Regions from separate parts of the Mus musculus genome. Here region 1 is linked to region 2. Evidence: chromatin loops called from intact Hi-C (ENCODE). Cell type or tissue: left cerebral cortex. All regions are shown on one strand. Each heading gives the region's core, and the rest is flanking DNA. Links, peaks and the distances in the headings are about the cores only.

The links. Peaks named below come from ENCODE experiments on the same cell type or tissue, not always from the same donor. Only the 100,000 strongest peaks of a DNase experiment are listed, where the experiment ranks them.
Region 1: it touches region 2 in a loop (5-fold over the local background); 18 of 42 quality-filtered maps call a loop at or near these places.

The regions. Positions count from the first base shown.
Region 1 is chr13:96,589,518-96,600,190 of GRCm38, reverse strand. It overlaps Cert1 (ceramide transporter 1), which reads right to left. Exons shown (of 18, transcript NM_023420.2): 4 at 1,879-1,986; 5 at 663-801. Among named protein-coding and RNA genes, the nearest start is that of Gm46436, 23 kb to the right of the region's middle. In left cerebral cortex, for the core only: a CTCF peak has its summit at 6,338 (motif pointing right); a DNase peak (open chromatin) is centred at 6,377; H3K27ac peaks cover 733 bases.
Region 2 is chr13:96,024,803-96,035,475 of GRCm38, reverse strand. Sv2c (synaptic vesicle glycoprotein 2c) reads left to right here. Exons shown (of 13, transcript NM_029210.1): 4 at 4,842-4,993. Among named protein-coding and RNA genes, the nearest start is that of Sv2c, 100 kb to the left of the region's middle. In left cerebral cortex, for the core only: a CTCF peak has its summit at 4,635 (motif pointing left); a DNase peak (open chromatin) is centred at 4,632.

The DNA of each region.
Region 1 (10,673 bases), core at 1,767-9,766, 560 kb before region 2:
AGGGGGAGGCAGGTGGATCTCTGTGGGTTCCAGGCCAGCCTGGTCTACAGAGTGAGTTCCAGGACAGCCTGGGCTACACATTTACAGTTTGAAAAAAAACAAAAGGAAAAAAAAAAGCTAATGGAAGATAACATATTTTTCCTTTAAAGTAAGAACCTATTACGTTATTTTTTAAAGAATATGTAACTTCTTTCTTTCTCTCTTTCTTTCTATTTTTTACTTTTTCTATGGAAAAAAGGCATAAAGAGGAAGGGGGAAGGGAAAGATAGCAAGAGAGCTAAATTAAAGAGAGAAATGGAAAGAGAAACAAGAGAAAAAAGTATGAGAAATTAATCACATGACTGATTTAACATCTGGATGATCTTCTAACAGACCTCCTGGGGTAAATTATTTAGAAATAACGTGAGGTGCTCAATATTACCAAGTTTTTACTTGCAACAATAGAGTGCCATTTAAATGGCATCTGGTATGGATAGTGAGAAATGAATTAGTATGTTACTAAAGTACTCAAGTCACATGGACACTGAAATCCGTTATACTAGTAGTTTCTGACAAAAGTCCTTATAATTACCTTTATGACTTAAAGACATTACTCATTAAGATTTAGAGGCTTTAGATCTACTCATTCTCTAAGTAAGAATAGTGGTAAGAGCTGAATTAACCTTTATCCCTCTGAAGCTCATCCTTGGAGACAGCGTCAGCACAGACATCAAAGTACTTCTGGAGAGTATCAACCTGCCGGCACAGGATGTCCCGAAATGTCTCCATTTCAGCCAGTTTCTCACGTAAACTGTGGCCTTTCTGCAAAGCACAAAGAGCGGGTGTATGAGTAAAGTTAACCGAATCCGGGCTGTTGGCCCTGTGACGTCTGCTCACCTTTTAGGCTGACGCCCATGCATGGAGGGAATGGGATAACTAGGGCTATAAAGTTCAAGGTACTGCTCCTAGGAACAGGCTTGAAGAGGGCTTTGAAACTGACAAACCCATAAATAATAGGAAAGGAATACTGCCTGATAATCTGCTAAAACACTGTGGAGAGACATAGACAGACCTTGAAATGGACAAATTCATTATTACTGGATGTAATTTAGTAGTATTGACGAGTGTTGACAGGGAAACCCTGAGGAGAAGATGAAGTCAGACCACCTAAGTCTGTCCTTGCCATTGTATATGAGTTATCTAACAAGCCTTTGAATAGGAAATCAATAGTGTTATGTGACTTTTGTCTCAAGAGATGCAAACAAGCTGTGCTAGGTGCAGAAGCATTGATTACTTTTGCAGTGCGGTGGTTAACCCCGGGACGTTTGCAAGCTAGCCAAGTGCTCTGCCACCGAGCCAAATTCTTAAGGCATTGATTATTAATCTGTGGATGCTGGTCAGTTCTACATCAGCAAATCATTTTAATCTTCTCCAGATTCTCCTTTGAACCAAGCTGTAAAGTCATGTCTTACGTCATTAATGAATGAAGGTAAATCTAACGTGTTCATTTTCTATTTGTATGCACCATGATTTCATCCCTTATTTTATAACAACTTCAAATAAATTACATTATAGAAAAGTTCTTCTAAAAAACAAACCTAAAAAAACCTATCAAGGACTGGATAGATGGCTCAGAGGATCAAAATGCTTACTGCCAAGCCCGACAACTGGAGGTTAACTCCTGGGACCAAATGGTGAAAGGAGAGGACTGATTCCTACTAATTGTTCTCTGCAATATGCATGCAGACGTGTATCCGGATGCATGTGTGTGCAGGGACACACACACAAAGCCATAAAGACACGCACACACAAACAAAAATAAAAGCCATCAGTGTGCTCACAGTGTCCAATCCTCACAATCCTCACATGACATCTCCTTAAAGCACTGTGATCACAAACCTTGAAAGAAGAGGTGGACGTAGCAGAATAGCCACTCGCTCCAGACACCAGTGACACCATTGAGCCATGTCTACGCAAGCTGGACTCAGATCCATATCCCGATTCAGTCTAAAAAAGTAAAAGTAAAGTCTACATTAAAAATATTAAATAGAAATATTTAAGAGGGTGAAAAAAATCAGTAAGGTTATTATAACAGCAATTACCAATTTGGATTTATATAAGAAATAGCCAACCCACTGATGCAAAAATTGCCTTTCAAGTCTCTGTTGACACAGTAATTTAGAATGCTTCATGTTTGCACTAACAAGCTAAACAAGTTATTTAACAATAGGATCAATAGTGGTCAAACTCACAAGGAAACAGAATGGTGCTGAGCAGAAACTGGGGAAGGGCTTCAATGAAGATGAAAATGTCAGAGCTGTAGGAGGAATACTGTAAATGTACTTTTGTTCTTTAGAGGAAAGTCAGTGATCTCCCTCTACAGTCATTGAAGCTTAAATATAATGCTACACTGAAACTTGACCTATAATCCCAGTTTATCTGTATTTTCTTCCTAAAAAGATTTTGCATTATTTTTTAAGTGTGTGTGTGTGTAGCTGGGGTGTGTGTTGCGGATGGGTGTTGGAGTGACCTCAGGTCCTCTGGAAGGGCAGACTGTGCTCTTACCTGATGAGCTCTCGAGCCCTTGTCTCTCTGTATTTCAACAATGCTTATTGTAATTGTAGATTTAGCATAAAATTTTAATAGCTTATATTTAAAAATTGCTACTTGACTTAAATCTTTCTGAAAGCCAACTGTAAATGTTCCCTTCTTTAGTTACCTTGAAAGCTCATGACACAAAGAAGAGTTCATCTTTGCTAGTCATAGAAGGTAACTTGGACTCCTGGGTGTTTGTGCATAGATCCAGCATTGTCATAATAAATTTGTTTTCTTTTTAATGAGCTGGATACCTGTCATAACATCCATTTTACATGCTATTCTCAACCAAATGCTAGTAATATCATCAAAGCAATCATCTATGGAAAAGTTTCCAAGTTCCTGAAGCCAAAGCTTTTGGATCTGATTACAGGACTCAGGTCTGGAGAGTTGGCTCAGTGGTTAAGAGCATTTGTTGCTTTTGCAGAGGACCCAGGGTTTGATTCTCAGCACTCACATGGCACCTTAAAACCCTTTGTAACTTCAGTCTTAGGGGATCCAATTCCCTCTTCTGGTCTCCATGGCCACTAGGCATGCAAGTGGTGCATATAATTATATGCAGGTAAATACCCATAAAATAGGATAAATAAAACTAATAATAAAATAAATTACAGCAAATCAAATATTTTTGTTGTAGAAATCCAAGACTCTGTATTGTATCTTTTGGTAGAATATCACATTATACCTATTATGGTTTTAAACAATAGAATATCACATTATACCTATTATGGCTTTAAACAAGTATTTGTATTTAAATTACTGTACTTTATTTGAACCGAGGAAAATCATATAGCCTTTTCAAACACTAATACTAAAAGCAAAGAAACAAAAGCTAGATTATGTATCGTAATCACTAAGTTTCTTTTCCCTCCCTTTCGCTCCCTGTTTCCTCTACCTTCTGTATCCCTCCTTTTCACTGAGACAGGGTCTTGCTATAAAACAGCAACAACACAAACACACACATGTACAGACAGCAAAACTACGATGAGAGGGGATGTCAGGGTACAGAGTATAACATATGTGACAGTATACATAAGTGAGGACTATAAAAAGGTACAAGAAAAATTTAAGGGTGTTTATCAAAATGCAAACTGCAAATAAACTAAAATCAGTAAAAAATTAGAGAATATAAATAAGCCTGTAAGTCCATTTGAGTATCACAGGATCACACCAAAAGGAACCTGTAATTACAGCAATCATGGAGCTGACAGAGTAAGGCTTCTTATCTCTTAATGATATCCACTGGTAGAATATAAATCCTACAGGTAGGTGTTCCACTTGCCCTTAAGGCTGTTTGAGTTTTTTCTTCTGTTTTCACAAGAATACTAACTTGTAAGTTTAGTATTTCTACATTTTACTAGAATGGGTTTGGTAATTGCCGAAGACTGAAATTAGAAATAAGAAAATCTGTTAACAGACAACAAAATCTAAAGACTTTCAGAAATTAAGTATCGCAGATATCTATGAGAGTCATTTCTAAGCAGAAATTAAATAAAACAGCTCTCTACAATTTACAGTCCAATTTTAAAGATACAAATTATAGACATTTTAAAAATATTCAAAATTCAACAATGTGGCCTTGAAATGCAAATGAATCCACTCTTCTCGGTTTTTGCTCACACCCAGAAGTCTCGGGCAGAGAAGTAAATGGTAGTGAGGCTTTTGAAGGCCTTGTTATCAAACAAGGAAAAGCTTTACTAAAGGTTTCTCACACTACAGCTTCTAGAGCTTCTCTTTCTCCAAGCTCCAGTATCTTAAAACAGGCAATACCATCTTATGACAAGGACATGATAAAACCAGATTCTACTACAATACTGGTGTAATATATGTTAAATCATGAATAACACATGGATGTTCATTATGATTAGAGTATTTGTCTTTAATAACTTCCCTAAAATAAATTCCATGATAAATTATGAAAATCAGTCTAGTAAACGAACAAATCCTAATTTCATTGTTACTCAATATAAATAATGAAGATTTGTTGTTCTAGATCTGTTAATTGCAATAGTTTTAACAAAAATGAGAGCTGTAGAATAAAATATCAAGAACAGTCACATATTAAAGGAATAGCTAGACAGCCACTTTAATACATAAACATAGTGCTCTAAATTGATTTTCTATTTCTTTCAAGTCAAATCTACCAAAGATGCCAATATGAAAAGAAAACCTTTGTTAGACAAGTAAAAATTCTAAATGAATAGTAATTTTGCGTACAACAATCAAAGCAACATTAATTTGAATTTGAAATATCTGCTTTTTTTTTTGAGGGAAGAGTATGGTAGAGGTAGAAGAAAATGGGGAGAAATTACAGTCACTATAACAACACAGTGTTCCGCTCACTGGTGCTGCTTTAGGGCTAATCCTTGAAAGGAATGCTGGTCTTTCCATCTCTCTCATTCTCCCACAGGAAAGAAGCTGAACTCACAACCTTTAATCACCTACCTATGAGTATTGTGAAAATCCCCAGTTCTACCCAGATATAACCAGTTACAAAAGGGAGGCCTTTCCTTTCCTTTCCTTTCCTTTCCTTTCCTTTCCTTTCCCAATATTTGCTTTAGGACACCTCCCAGCCCTTTCAGGGGAGGCTGCAAGGCAGAGGGTGGACATGGAGGGACCGGGAGATGAGAGCAATTGGGGGACATGGTGTGAAATTCACAAAGACTCAATACAAAGGAAAAAAAAAAGAGTCCCCCTCTCATTGGGGCTATGGAACCTGAAGAGGTTACCTCCTGCAGCCTTGCAGGAACCCCAGTGGAGCAATACAGACACCAACCTACCCACAAAAATTTCAACCCAAAATTTATCCTGTCTACAAGAAATATAGGCACAGGGGATGAGCAGAGACTGAGGGACTGGCCAACCAATAACCAGCCCAACTTAAGACCCATCCCATGGGCAAGCACCACTCCCTAACACTATTAATGATACTGTTATGCCTGCAGGCAGGAGCCTAGCATGGCTGCTCTGAGAGGCTCCACACAGCGGCTGACTTGGACAGATGCAGAGACCCACAGCCAACAGTGGATGGAGCTTGGGATCTCTTACGGAAGAGCAGGGGAAGGATGGCAGACCAAAGGGGACAGGACTCCACAGGAGCCCAACAGAGTCAACTAACCTGGACCCTTGGGGCTCTCAGAGTTTGAATCACCAACCAAAGAGCATACATGGGCTGGACCTAGGCCTCCCACATATATGTAGCAGATGTGCAGCTTGGACTTTGGGTGGATCTTGAACAACTGGAGCAGAGGCTATCCCTAAAGCTGTTGCCTGTCTGTGGGATACGTTCTTTGAGCTGGGCTGCCTTGTCTGGCCTCAGTGGGAGAGGACGCGCCTAGCCTTGCAGACACTTGATGTGTCAGGGTAGGGTGATCCTTAGGGGGCCCTATCTGCTCGGAAAAGGGAAAGGGGGTGAGTATTGTTGGAAGGGGTGCCAAGGAGGCAGGCAGTGAATGGAATGTAAAGTGAATCAGTTAAAAAAAAAAAAGTCCCCCTTTCACTGTCCTGCAACACAAACCTCTTCTTTCTCAACTTTGCCAGAGTTTAAAATGACAGCTGGCTAGGGATACATTACAAGTTACAAATATCATATATAAGACATGGTTTCTCTCTAAATATCACAGTAATGAGATTATGCCTACATTATATTTAAACATTCAATCCTTACAAAAAGAAAACAGAAAAACAATGACAAAAACAAATCAAAAACGAAAACCTCCAAACAAAAAAATTAAAAAAACAAACAAACTGAAACTGCTCTTCTGTCCAGTAGAGGGAGCCATTAGCATACTACTCAGATTGTATGCCTGGAAAGCTGACAGGGGTTACTACTGGTCAAAGAACTATCTTAACCTTTAGACTAATTCCTTTATCCTATGTGCTTGGGATTTTTAGATTTCAGAATATTATAATTAAATCACACAGTTCAAAGCTATGAACTTAATAAAATAGTAGAACTGTCTACAAACTTACTTATCTTAAAGTTACTAGGCCAGTTTGATAGTTTAACTATATGGAAGATAAATTTAACTATCATTTTGCATCATTAAATCATCTAAGCCCTAAAAGTGGCATATAAATATACTAAATATTGAATTTAAAATTGTAAAGCATTTTCTTTAAATAATTTTTCCTATTAATGATCACTATCAAGCAATACAGCAAAGAAAAAGGCAAACATTTCCATATGGTGTCAAAAATTACCTAGTCATGATTTAAATTAAGGGAAAAGAGAAAATACAAAAATATTAACATCAAAATATAGGACTTTTTCTGAAATGGAAATTCTAAAAAGCCCAAGCAGCTGAACTGCAACATCCATCAGTCTGGGACCCATGTTATAAGAAGACAAACCTTATAGGAAGCAAGATGCTGTATCTTAAGAGAGAATGGATATGAGTGGCTGGACAGATGCTTCAGTAGTCAACAACCATCCTAACTCCAACTTCAGGAACTAAACACCTTATTCTGGCTTTCAGTGACACCGCACTAACATGCCATACCCCACCCTCACATAATTAAAAAACTCCAAACATCTTTTTAAATAGTATGTTTTAACACATTTACTCCAGAAAGCATCACTGAAAATCATACAATGGGAAAAGCAACAGTAAAGGCAAAGAGGTAGGGCTCCTTTGGACAGTGAGTGTTGTTCCTAACTCCTTTGCTATCCTCACTGTATGACTGGACTTTATACACTGTGTTCAGAGTCACAACACTGCTTAGAAAAGGATCTGGGATTCAATTCCAGATTCATGTGCCCATCTCTAACATTTCCTCCAGGTATCCTGGTGATGGACTCCAGACTCTTAGACAAAGGCTTGGAAAGTATTGGAAGTCCTGGCAGACTGACAAGGGACCAGTTCAACAGCTGAGGTGCAACTGGGCAGGAAAAGAATAGGAAATGAAAGGGTTGAGGCAATGAGGGAAAGACAAAAGGGAAGGGGTAAGGGAGAGTCAGAGCTGGTAAAATACTCTAAGGACAAAGAAAAGCCCGTGCAGGCCCTGACCCTCAGATCTCAAGCTAAGTGCTGTAATACCCTGATTCTGATACCCAAGGCCTGCACAGAGTTCAGAATCCCAAGGGTCTCCTGCTGCTGCTGCTTCATACTTACGTACTGTCACAAATTGCTACTGTCAAGTCAATGAAGGAAACGAAAGCTCTTAAAGACCAGTATTTTTTGTCCACCTTGAGTATCTCATCCATCCATAAGCTCTACACAGGTAGAATAAAAAAATCCTCATCGAGGGGACTGGGAGACAGACTGATGCACAGGTTTCTAACCACTTTGATTTTGTCCTCCTACAATTTCTCCCCTGTGTACTCAGGCTGAAGAATAGCAATCTATTTCTTTTATTTCTTGTTACATAGTGTTGATCTCAGCATTTCCCATCTGACCTTTCCCACAGTACTTAAATAGGGTCTTGTTAACAGCAGATACACAACTGCATAGAATGTTAACCTCTTTTCATTTACTCTTAAATATTTTATATCAGTAATACAATAAAATAAGTCTTTTGCTCTAGCATGTGTTTGTGGGTTTATTCCTGTTTTGAAATATGAATCAAGATGAATGTTTTTAAGTGCACAATTCAATACACACACACACACACACACACATTGTTGTACCAACAAACTCCAGACACTTCATCGTGTGAAACGGAAACTCCGTATGCGTTAACCAGCAGCACAGCATTTCTCCCTCCTTTCAACTGTGGTAACTACAACTGTGGCTCTAAGCTTGTCTCCTTACACACTGACCTTCAAGACTACTTAAAATCATCATTAAGTCCTTTGTCCATTGCTGAACTGTTTTTAATATTGTAGTTAGGTCTTAGAAATTCTCTGTATAAAATGGGTATTATTAGAAAATGAAAACATTTTCCCAACTACAAGTTCTTTTTTGCTCTATGAAGTGTTTTAATGCAGCAAACCTGCCAATCTTCATAATGTTGAATTTGTCTGTTTCTTTTACTGCCTGAAAAGTAGAGTTACACCTAATAAGTGACTGCCAGGATGAATGCTGTGAACATTTTGCCAAGTTTTCATGATGACCTTAGGTATTTCCTTCCTGGATGCCTGTGATGGTTTGTATATGCTCAGCCCAGGGAATGGCCCTATTAGAAGGTGTGGCCCTGTTGGAGTAGGTGTGTCACTGTGGGTGTGGGCTTTAAGACCATCATCCTAGCTGCCTGGAAGCCAGTATTCTCCTAGCAGCCTTCAGATGAGGATGTAGAACTCTCGGCAGCTCCTGTACCATGCCTGCCTTGATGATAATGGATTGAACCTCTGAACCTGTAAACCAGCCCCAATTAAATGTCCTTATAAGAGTTACCTTGGTCATGGTGTCTGATCACAGCAGTAAAACCCTAAGACAGTGCCCAACTTTTTGACATCATGATACTGTCAGTCATCTACAAAGGTACCACTTATGAGTTAAAGACAAAGCCACAAAAGAAATCTCAGAATGTGTTTGAAGTAAGTTTACTATTTGGTGTTGGGCCACATTCATAGCTATCTTCAAGTACATGTAGCTCATGGCCAGACACACCAGCTAGATTCTCATCCATGTTAAGTAATTAATTATATGGTTTTGGATAAGCATGATTTTAAAGATTGTTTTGGTAATGAAGTCTCTTCAGGCTACAAATAAACATTGGGTAGATTTTCTATTTCTGCACAGAAATGTCATTAGGAATATGAAGGCACTGTATTAGATACACAGCACATTTTAGATAGACCAGAAATAATAGCAATATTAAATTATGCAAATTAGACCACAAGTTGCCATTTGTATCTTCTTTCACCTTTTAAAGTATTTTTCACTTTTGTGGATGTGTCCATCTGTGTGTTAACACCTTGTATGTTCAGGTAACTGTGGAGGCCAGAAGGTGCTGGATCCTCAGAAGCTGGAGTTATAAGCAGTTCTGAACTGTCTCAGATGTAGGTGCTGGGAGCCAAACATAAATGCTCTGGAAGAGCAGCAAGTACTTTTGAGCCATCTCTCTCCAGCCCCATGTCCTTCCTTCTTTCCTTTCTTTCAATGATCAAATTTCCTATATTAACTTGGGAATTGTGGTGGCTTAAATGAGAGTGGCCCCCATAGGCTCATAATTTTGAATGTTTGGTCCCTAATTGGTGGGCTTTTAAAGGAAGAATCAGGACGTGTGGGCTTTTGGGAGAAGGTAGCCGCAAGGGATGGGCTTTGAAGTTTCCAAAACACATTCTAGGCTCAGTCTGGAGATCTCTGCCTACTGTACGTGGATCAAGGTGTAAACTCCGTTTCTACTCCAGTCACCATGCCTGCCTGCTGCAAGGTCTCTCTACCACGATGATCATGAGCTAACCCTCTGAAACTGTAAGCAAGCCTTCAAATAAATGCTTTCTTTTATAAGTTGACTTGGTCATGGCATCTCTTCATAGCAACAAAACAGTAATTAAAACATAGTTGGTAGCAGGGAGTAGCTCACTGCAGTAACTGGCCTGCCTGACCACGCTGTTGGTGGAATGTGGAATTTGGGACTTTGGATTAGAAAAGCAACTAATAGGCAGAAACCCCAGAGAAGCAATAGAGATACCAACCCACCCACAAAACTTTCAACCTAAAATTTATCCTGTCTACAAGAAATGCAGGGACCGGGGATGGTGCAGAGACTGAGCCTAACCAAAACTGGCCCAACTTGAGACCCATCTCATGGGCAAGTACCAATCCCTAGCACTATTAATGATACTGTTATGCTTGCAGGCAGGAGCATGGTTGCCCTATGAGAGGCTCCACCCAGCAGCTGACTCAGACAGATACAAGATACCCACAGCTAAACAGTGGATGGAGCTTGGGGACTCTTATGGAAGAATAGGAAGAAGGATTGCAGGCCCCAACGGGATTAGGAACTCCACAGGAAGACCAACAAAGTCAACCAGGACCCTTGGGGCTCTTAGAGTCTGAACCACCAACAAAAGAAGATACAGGGGCTGGACCTAGGCCTCCCTGCTCATCTGTAGCAGATATACAGCTTGACCTTCATGTGGGTCTCAAACAACTGGTGCAGAAGCTATTCCTAAAGTTGTTGCCTGTCTGTGGGATATGCTCTACTAGCTG
Region 2 (10,673 bases), core at 1,594-9,593:
AGTTTGTATATACATGGAAGCTGAACAACACTCTACTCAATGATAACTTGGTCAAGGAAAAATAAAGAAAAAAATTAAAGACATTTTAGAGTTTAATGAAAATGAAGCCACAACATATGCAAACTTATGGGACACTATGAAAGCATTTCTAAGAGGGAAACTCATAGCTCTGAGTGCCTTCAAAAAGAATCTGGAGAGAGCATACATGAGCAGCTTGACAGCACACCTAAAAGCTCTAGAACAAAAGGAAGCAAATACACCCAAGAGGAGCAGACGGCAGGAAATAATCAAACTCAGGGCTGAAATCAACCAAGTGGAAACAAAAAGAACTATACAAAGAATCAACCAAACCAGGATCTGGTTCTTTGAGAAAAATCAACAAAATAGATAAACCCTTAGCCAGACTAACTAGAGGGCACAGGGACAGTATCCTAATTAACAAAATCATAAATGAAAAAGGAGACATGCTGGGCGGTGGTGGCGCATGCCTTTAATCCCAGTACTCGGGAGGCAGAAGCAGGCAGATTTCTGACAGGCCAGTCTGGTCTACAAAGTGAGTTCTAGGACAGCCAGGTCTACACAGAGAAACCCTGTCTCGAAAAAAGCAAAAAGAAAAACAAAACAAAAAAAAAGAAAGAAAGAAAGAAAAAGAAAAGTGACATAACAACAGAAACCAAGGAAATCCCCCAAAAAGTCATCAGATCCTACTACAAAAGGCTACACTCAACAAAACTGGAAAAGCTGGATGAAATGGACAATCTCCTAGACAGATACCAGGTACCAAAGTTAAATCAGGATCAGATTAACAGTCTAAACAGTCCCATTTCCCCTAAAGAAATAGGAGCAGTCATTAATAGTCTCCCAGCCAAAAAAGCCGAGGACTAGATGGGTTTAGTGCAAAGTTCTATCAGACCTTCAAAGAAGACCTGATTCCAATTCTCCTCAAACTATTCCACAAAATAGAAACAGAAGGTATTCTTCCCAATTTGTTCTATGAAGCCACAATTACTCTGATACATAAACCACACAAAGATCAAACAAAGAAAAGAGAACTTCAGACCAATTTTCCTTTATGAATATCAATGCAAAAATACTGAATAAAATTCTCTCAAACTGACTCCAAGAACACATCAAAACGATCATCCATCTAGATCAAGTAGGCTTCATTTCAATATATGAAAAGCCATCAATTGTAATCCACTATATAAACAAACTCAAAGACAAAAAAAAAAAAAAAAACTACTATATGATCATCTCATTAGATGCTGAGAAAGCATTTGACAAAATTCAACACTCCTTCATGATAAAAGTCTCAGAAAGATCAGAAATTCAAGGCCCATACCTAAACATAGTAAAAGCAATCTAGAGAAAACGAGTAGCCAACATCAAGCTAAATGGAGAAAACTTGAAGCAATTCCACTAAAATCAGGGTCTAGACAAGACTGCCCACTGCCTCCCTAACTATTCAGTATAGTACTTGAAGTTCTAGCCAGAACAATTAGACAACAAAAGGAGATCAAGGGGATACAAATAGGAAAGAAAGAAGTCAAACTATCAATATTTGGAGATGATACAATAGTATAATTAAGTGACCCCAAGAATTCCACCAGAGAACTCCTAAACCTGAAAAACAACTTCAGTGAAGTAACTGGATATAAAACTAACTCAAAAAAAAATCAGTGCCCTTCCTTTAACACAAAGGAAAAACAGATTGAGAACAAATTACGGAAACAACGTCCTTCACAAGAGTCACAAAAAATGTAAAATACCTTGGTGTGACTTTAACTAAACAAGTGAAAGATCTGTATGACAAGAACTTCAAGTCCCTGAAGAAAGAAATCGAAGATTTCAGACGATGGAAAGATCTCCCATGCTCATGGATTGGCAGGATTAATATAGTAAAAATGGCTATCTTGCTGAAAGCAATCTACAGATTCAATGCAATCCCCATCAAAATTCCAACTCAATTCTTCACAGAATTATAAAGAGCAATTTGCAAATTCATTTGGAAGAATAAAAAACCTAGGATAGCAAAACTATTCTCAACAAGAAAACAACTTCTGGTAGAATCACCATCCCTGACCTCAAGCTGTACTACAGAGCAATTGTGATTTAAAAAAAAAAATGGTATTGGTACAGTGACAGGCAGGTAGACCAATGGAATAGAATTGAAGACCTTGAAATGAACCCACACACCTATGGTCACTTAATCTTTGACAAAGAAGCTAAAACCATCCAGTGGAAAAAAGACAGCATTTTCAACAAGTGGTGCTGGCTCAACTGGCTGTTGGCATGTAGAAGAATGCAAATCAATCCATTCTTATATCCTTGTACAAAGCTCAAGTCCAAGTAGATCAAAGACCTCCACCTCAAACCAGATACACTGAAAATAGTAGAAGAGAAAGTGGTGAAGAGCCTCTAGCACACAGACTCAGGGGAAATTTTCCTGAACTGAACACCAATAGCCTATGCTCTAAGATCAAGAATTGACAAATGGGACCTCATAAAATTGCAAATCTTCTTTAAGGCAAAGGGCACTGTCAATAGGACAAAAAGGCAACCAACAGATTGGGAAAAGATCTTTACCAATCCTACATCCAATACAGGGCTAATATCCAATATATACAAAGAACTCAAGAAGTTAGACTCCAGAGAACCAAATAACCCTATTAAAAATGGGGTACAGAGCTGGGCGTGGTGGTGCACACCTTTAATCCCAGCACTCGAGAGGCAGAGGCAGGCGGATTTCTGAGTTTGAGGCCAGCCTGGTCTACAAAGTGAGTTTCAGGACAGCCAGGGCTATACAGAGAAACCCTGACTTGAAAAAAATGGGGTACAGAGGTAAACAAAGAGTTCCCAACTGAGGAATACCAAGTAGCTGAGAAGCACCTATAGAAATGTTCAACATCCTTAGTCTTCAGGGAAATACAAATCAAAACAACCCTGAGATTCCACTTCACACCAGTCAGAATGGCTAAGATCAAAAACTCAGGGAGGGAGGGAGGGAGGGAGGGAGGGAGGGAGGGAGGGAGGGAGGGAGGGAGGGAGGGAGGGAGGGAGGCAGGAAGGAAGGAAGGAAAGACATTCTATGGCTCATTGTGAATATATGTTTATAACACACATAATATGTTATGTACACCAAATACATAATGTATACGAAAAATATTTATAGAAACAAAGGTTTTATAAAATGGACTTATGCCTTTCCTTATTCCTTGAGTTTCAATCAAATATTTTCATCTCCAACAAATTTTCTAAGATGCTATATAGATTATGAAATTGATTTCACGGCTCATAGACTGAATACGCTGCCCTGCACTGTCTGTCGTGTCCACTCGAGGATGACCACAGCATCATCGTGAGTGGGCTCAGATGCTTAACATGGCGCCTAATTTTGACCTCCTAGTTTACACAGAGCATTACGCATTCTGTGGTTCATTCGTTCAGGTCAATTTGCTATGAAATGACCTTTCCTTAAATTGCATTAGCTGAAGGTATGACTAATAGTCCTTTATTGTATATAAGACTCAACAAAAACTAGTTGTTGCATGGACAGCACGTTTTACTCTTTGACATCACATCATTTGAAATGCCAATAGCAATTTACCTTGTGGTACCATAAATGAAGGAGCACATACTTTGAGGCTGATCTCTAGGTGCTGGCTCTACACCCTGGTTATATCGTTTTTACACCTTTCTTCAACAATATGTTGAAGACAGTAATTTGAAGTGAAAATAAGTATGGTTTTCTGAAGCAATTGACCCAAAACTTAGGGTCAAGACTTTTGAAATTATGATGAAATCTAGGATTCGCCTACTAGCGCAGACAAAACTTTTAAGTGTGTAGCCTGTCATTTGAGAGCCCCTTGCATGAGTGGTCTACCCGCTAATCACAACAGATTTTCAAGTCAGCCGGCGGCTCCTTCCAGGGGGCTGGAGATACGGCTCAGTGGTTAGAAATGCTTACCGCTCTTCTAGAGAATCCAAGTTCAGCTCGAAGCACCTATATTGAGTGAGTGATTCAAAACCACCTGCCAGCTGAGGAGCTCTGACACCCTCTTCTGGTCTCCATGCATGGGTACCCATATACATGTACAAACACACACACACACACACACACACACACACACACACACACACACACTAAAAATATCTTTTTAAGTCAGAGGAATGAAACAAAAGATCATATGTAGAAACAACTACCCTGACCACCTGAAATATATTGTGCTCATTTGGTTTTAGTAGTGACTCTTAACCTTGTACTCATTGAGCCATCCTACCTCCTGGATAAAAGCTAGAACCAATCGAGGAGGTGAGCCTGTCATTTCTGTGTTTGCCAGCACATCACACCACCAAGCTGGAAGACCCTCTGCTGTGGGGTAGCAACAGGGACTGAAGATGGTGGACAGCGCTCTAGAGCTGTTTACAGCTGTGCCCAGAGTTCCCATCAGTCACATGGGTGAGACACACCACAGGGCTTCTCTGTTTTAATGAGTCAGTTAAGGTATTAGAAGCCACCAGATTGTTGTAATTTTTGGTAAATATCATGCAGACTATCAAACGCTGAGCATAAACAACGTCTGAGTTGCAAGCGAAGCTGTAAACCACATGAGTGGGGTTCCACTGCCACCTGCTGCCCACATGGCCTAATTGCAATCTCAAGTTTGGGTATGGCAAATGCCAAATGTCTGAATTCACCATAGACACACAGAAAAACCAGGTCGCTTGCTTGCAATGCCAGGAACGGGAGAGAATATGCTTTGTGAGTTTACTCTAGATTTGTCTCACCCGCCTTCACTGTCCCAGGCGCAGTCTCATGTGTCCTCTGCACTTCTTGACAGGATTGGAGGCGCCATTCCCACTGTGTTCTCCTACTTCGCTGAAGTCCTGGCCCGGGAGAAGCGGGGTGAGCACCTCAGTTGGCTCTGCATGTTCTGGATGATTGGCGGCATCTACGCCTCCGCCATGGCCTGGGCCATCATTCCCCACTACGGTAAGGTGACTTCCCTCTCTATTTGTTTCCTCTCTGTTCTGAGCTCTGGCTTTCATAACACTCCGGAGGTGGAAAGGTTTGTGTACAGTAAGGCTGTCACGTGGTTCTTTGGGCACATGGATGACAGTGAGACTCCTGTGCTATCCCTGCACAGTGCTTTCGGGTCACCCCATCACCGCCTTTCCCTTAGTTGGGACTCCTTCGGTCTAGCCCGTCTCTGACACTGTGTGCCTACATTCAGAGTCAGGTCCCACAGGTCTGACTCAGTCCTACACAACTGACCCAAGGCTTCAGATGCCAGATGTAAGTCCCTGCCTCCTGTGACTGACCAGCTAGAAGCCTGACCTTTCCCCCACACCCCTCCTCAGGTCCAATCAGTTTCTAGAATGGCTCACAGATCTCGGGGATACCTTAAATTCCAGTTTATTATCAAGGATGTCACAGATGGTACAGGTAAGGTGCGGATGAAGACATGTGGGGAGGGGAAGAGCTTCCATGCCTTCTCCAGCACCACCATCCTCCCCCCGCCCCCCTGCACTCCACGAGTTCCGCAGCCTGAAGCTTCATAGTTCATGGGCATGATCTGTTACTAACCCAGTCTTTAGCCAGAGAACGGTGTGCGTAATTGCGGTATGCCTTTCCGGTGACCAGCTCTACCCAGGAACCAATCAAAACTTATGTCATCTGTACAAAGACATTCCTATCACCTAGATAATTTCCTAGGATGTGGAGCTCCATGTCGTGAGCTGAGGATGAAGTCTCGCCTGTATTTGCTATTAAGAACCACAGATTATATTCAATGTTAATATTTTGGTGTGTGAAGCTCTCACTCATTTACTCGCTGTAGCTATGGAGCTGATCTGAGGTTGATTCCCACAACATTCAGGGGGGGACGCAGACCCTCCACAGGGTATTATCCAGAGAGACTACACCATCTGCCACCTGCAGATGACAGATGTTGTGTTATAGAGAGGTGACTTCCCATCACTCTTGAGCCGTCACACCTTTCAGATACACAGGGTGCCTGGTTTGGGGGCAGGAGCAAGAGTCCTGGCTCACAGATAGTGATCTACAACACATAAGCAACACTACCTAGCCGGACTCCCCAGAGGCTCAGTTTCTCCTCAGCATTCGCTGTTCCTGCTTCTGTGAGCAGTAGAGGCCATGACAGTCTCAGAAAATGCAAGTTTCACATTGTTACATTTATAAACACTGAGGTGCAGGAGTCAGGGGAAACCAGGGATCCAAGTCAATGTGCAAGGAAGAGGAAAGGAAACCAACACCCCCCCTCCCCCTCCCCCGCCCCTTTCCCTCTCCCGTATGTGTGCGCATGCGCACGTGTATGCACGCATGCGTGTGAATAGGCTGACATTTGAAAAGTAGAAATACTGTATAAATTAAAATTACAAGGGATGTAGCTCAGTGGCAGAGTGTTTGTCTGGCTTGTACGAGGAAGGCCCTGGATCCAAACTCCAGCATTGAAAACCAACAAACAAAACCAACACAACATATGGTCCACTCTTGGTTCTTTCCAAAAATATGATCAACGGAAACAAACTCGGTTTTTAAAAACCCCTTCCTTATTTTCTCGATAAAGCATAATTTTGTGAGGGTCTCGTCAGACATGCAGGTGGGTATTCTGAGACGCTATCCTTTGTTTCACTGCATTGAGTACAGAACTTGAGATGTCTCACTCTTTCCTTTGATAAGCCTAAAAGGTTATGTAAATGTCAAAATTATATTTAACAAGAACACAAAATCGAGACATGAATGGTCTTGGTCTGTAGAGAGCTTCCCTTTGCTGAGTGCTGAAGTTGTGAAGGATGTGTTAGCCCAAGTGGTGAGCTTTTCGTCTTTAGATTACAGCTGACCTCAGGACCTCAGGCGCCCTCAGGACCTCCGGTTGTAAGAGCAGCATTGAGTCCAGGCGCTTCCACCTCTCAACTCAGACCAACAAAAAGAAAGACACTTGAGATGTTACTCTGTGGGAACTAGAGGAGGAGAAAAGGAGATGCAAACATTGTGCAAAGTCTAACCCTACTCACTGTTGTTCCCAGAGCTACTGCTGGCCGGCCCACAGGCAGCCTTTGTGGCAATGAGGTGCTGTGGCCAGCAAGATGGCTCCATGGCTAAGCAAGCATTGCTCTTGCAGAGGACCTGAGTTCAGTTCCCAGCACCCACATCAGACAGTTCACAGCTACTTGTAACTCTGGCTCCAGGGGTACCCAACATCTCTGGCCTCTATGGGCACTGGTGGTACTCATGTGCACATATCCCTCCACAAACAAACACATACACATAATTAAAAATAATAATAATAAATCCTTTTTTTAAAAGGTACCATCTGAGTGGGCAAAACTGTAGCTCCATTCAATATTTTTGCATGGGTAAGAGGGAGATAACTCTCTCTGTGTCTCTGCCTCTCTGTCTCTGCTCCCTATTCACTCTGCTGTTTCTCTCTTTTTCTCCCTACCCCTACTTAGCCCTCTCTAAGACGGCCTTTTCCATTGTCTCGCCTGCTCATGACACCTCCACTCCTTGACTAAAGCCTGCTCTCTCTGGAGCTCCTTGGCTGCTTGTAGATTCTCTCCTGGTCCCTCCCCTCCCTCCATATCACTCAGCTCTCATCTCCAGGCCATGCTAACCCTCTTAGATTAGCTTCTGGCTTTTCCTTTCCTGCTAGGGATCCAGCCCCTGTGACTCTCCCTAACCCTTCCCTTCCTGTACCTATGCACGGCCTGCACACTTTTTTTCTTTGCCAGCCTTTGCCAGTGGCTGACCCCCAGGGATAAGCACACGTAAGCTCTTTCGTTTTAATATCAAACAGAGCAAACTAATTCATCTATCAAAATGAATCAATCCATCTCTAGCTGGCATGTCACAAATCACATTGTGAAAGGTGAGAATTTAACAGAATGAGATGTCTGCGGTTGGCTTTAATTGTGATGTGGGTAGAACCTTGAAAACAATGGCCTAGAGAGTAAAGTCAGCGTTGGGATGGTAAAGTCTTAGGGCCCAAATTTCTGGAAGTCTTTCCATGACCATAAGTGTAGAACTAACAGCAAATCATCACAACCAAGTCCTGTCTGCCAAGTGGAGCCAACAGGGTGGGGTGGGGGATTTTTTAATTTTTTTAATACACCCTTGCTAGATTCACTGTTGGCTTTGAAGAGCTTTGTTTGCTTTTTCAAAGGCTGTAGTGGCACTGAAAGACTCCAAGAGGAGCCCCTCGCTCAGGCCTCAGGACAATAGAGGACACCCAAGAACTCACGATAGACCAAGCTTGATGTAAACCACATGAGGCTTTATTCGGAGAAAGCCAGAGCTCTGGGGACGACTCATATCCCACGCAGGGGTAGAGGAGTCGACCTCAAGGGGAAAGAGGTCCCAGTTTTTATAGGCCCTCAGGGGGGAAGGAGAAGAGGGGAAGTAGGGGATTTCCAGATCTAAACAATGTGTATTCTCAAGAAATGGGTATAGGAGGGGTACAAGGAAAGAGTCTGGTGCAGGTGTAGCAACTCAGGATTGGCCAGGCTGTGGTTGTTGGGGAGATTTTCTGACTCTTTCTCAGCAACCAATATCACAAACACCTGGCAATGGGCTTCATCAGTGGGCACACACATGGGTCAGGGAATGGTCAAAACATTGGCAGACACACAGGTTCAAGGAGTGGCCAGAGCATTGTGCACCTCTATTTTTCTAAATCAGTGAAGCTAGTTCTGCTAACAGTGACATCTACCTTGCCAATTTCAGGGCTTCTGTGTCCTTTTACATTCTGTCAGGATCTTTTAGCACGTGAACTCTTTTAACCCCAGCGCTTGGGAGGAAGAGGCAGGCAGATCTCTGTCTACAGAGTAAGGTCCAGGACAGCCAGGGCTACAAAACCAAACCTAGTCTAAGAGGAAGGAATCAAAAGTTCCTACGCCTAGGTGTCTGCAGGTGAGGTTGCCATCACAACAGCTTTCTTGGGGGCGTCCCTCACAGAATGACTTAGCCATGTGCACATTGTTCTATGGAAATCACACCTTTTCGTAAACGTTTTCTACTCCCCCACAATCAAATTGGATCCCCTAGGGTGAGGACTCAGCATTTTTTTTTATTCTTACCCTTTCCAGCGTAAAGTATGAACAACAACAACAACAAAAATACAAATTATATATAGTTGATTTTTACAACCTACCTTTGTATTGTGCAATGTGGCTAATCCTGTAAAACCTCTTGTCGAGACCTGAGTTAGATCCCTGGAATCCCCATAGTGGAAGGAAAAAAACTGACTCCACAAAGCTGTTCTCTGAACTCATCGTGGGCACCAAGGTGCACCCAGACACACACACACACACACACACACACACACACACACACACACACACCATTAAATAAAGGAATAAATGCAAAGATTTTTTTAAATAGACAAAGAACGAAATGTATAGGGGCAAGCTTTATACTCTCAATGGAAAGCCTGCTTTGTCTGAAAGACTCTGAAGCCCATAGAAACACGAGCGGGTGGCTGTTCCTCTTCCATCACTCCATCCTCTCTCATCGATGAGCTCTATCCATGTAGGGCTGTGTAAGAGGGAATTTGAGAGCATGGTGTCATGGCTTGAAGTTAGGTGTTGCTTTTCTCAAGCCAACAGTAGGATTTGGTCTGGAAGGAAAGCGTGGATGGATGATCAACCTCTATGTTGCAAATATGTTTCAGCTGGTAAATGCACACACACACACACACACACACACACACACACACACACACATACACACACACGGCTCTCTTGGCAACCCTGAGTCCAGATGCTTCTCTTCTGCCTCCAGGGCACGAGCATCATTGGGGATCCTGAGCCAGAAGCAACTGAGATACAGGCCATGGTGCCACACAAGCCTCTGAGGCAAAACACATCTTAAGTTTGCCCCAGGGCTTCTGAAAGAATTCTTGAGCAGCAGAAAGAGGGTTTTGATGGCTTCATGGCCTGGTAAGTTAAGACATGAGTGCTAATGGTGGTGGGAGGTAAGGCTAGATAACAGGACCAGCCTAGGCTTTGAACCAGCATCGGATGATGACGGCACTTTTCTCCGCTCATTCAGTCTTTGGTAAAGTTAAAGCTTTATCCAGAGCCAGGTAGTTGGTAATACCTGAAGATTTCCAGTATAAAAATCACTCACCTGTAATCCTAGCACTGAGCAGGGCTACATAGTGCATTTCAGCAGGGCAAGGCTACACAGTGAAGCCCTGCCTTACTCTCCATCTCTTCGCTCCCCCTTGCCTCGTCTCCCTCCTCCCTTCACCCTTCCTTCCCAGCAAACTAAGTCTCAAGACCCAGAACAGCAGCAGGCTTTGCCCTTCTCCAGCATCTCCCCTGCTCTCCACCTGCATGCAGGAGCTGCTGGGATGCCCGATTCACTCCTGATAGCTGAAGCATTGTCACTAGAACGAGGGGTAAGGGAGGAGACAGCAAAGCCAGGGAGCACTCCTGGCCTCAAGCACTAGGTGCCCATAACAGCCATAACTAAGGGTATAGCTCTCCTGGGCACCTCCTCGCAGAACCTGACCCAGTGGAAACTGCTACCAGCACATAAAGGGACAGGCCAGGTTTTCCTCTGCTTCAGAAGTTGTATTGCCATAACTATCTAGATTTGTTGTATTATGCTTTTGTTGATATTGTCCATTATGCACATATAGCTTCTC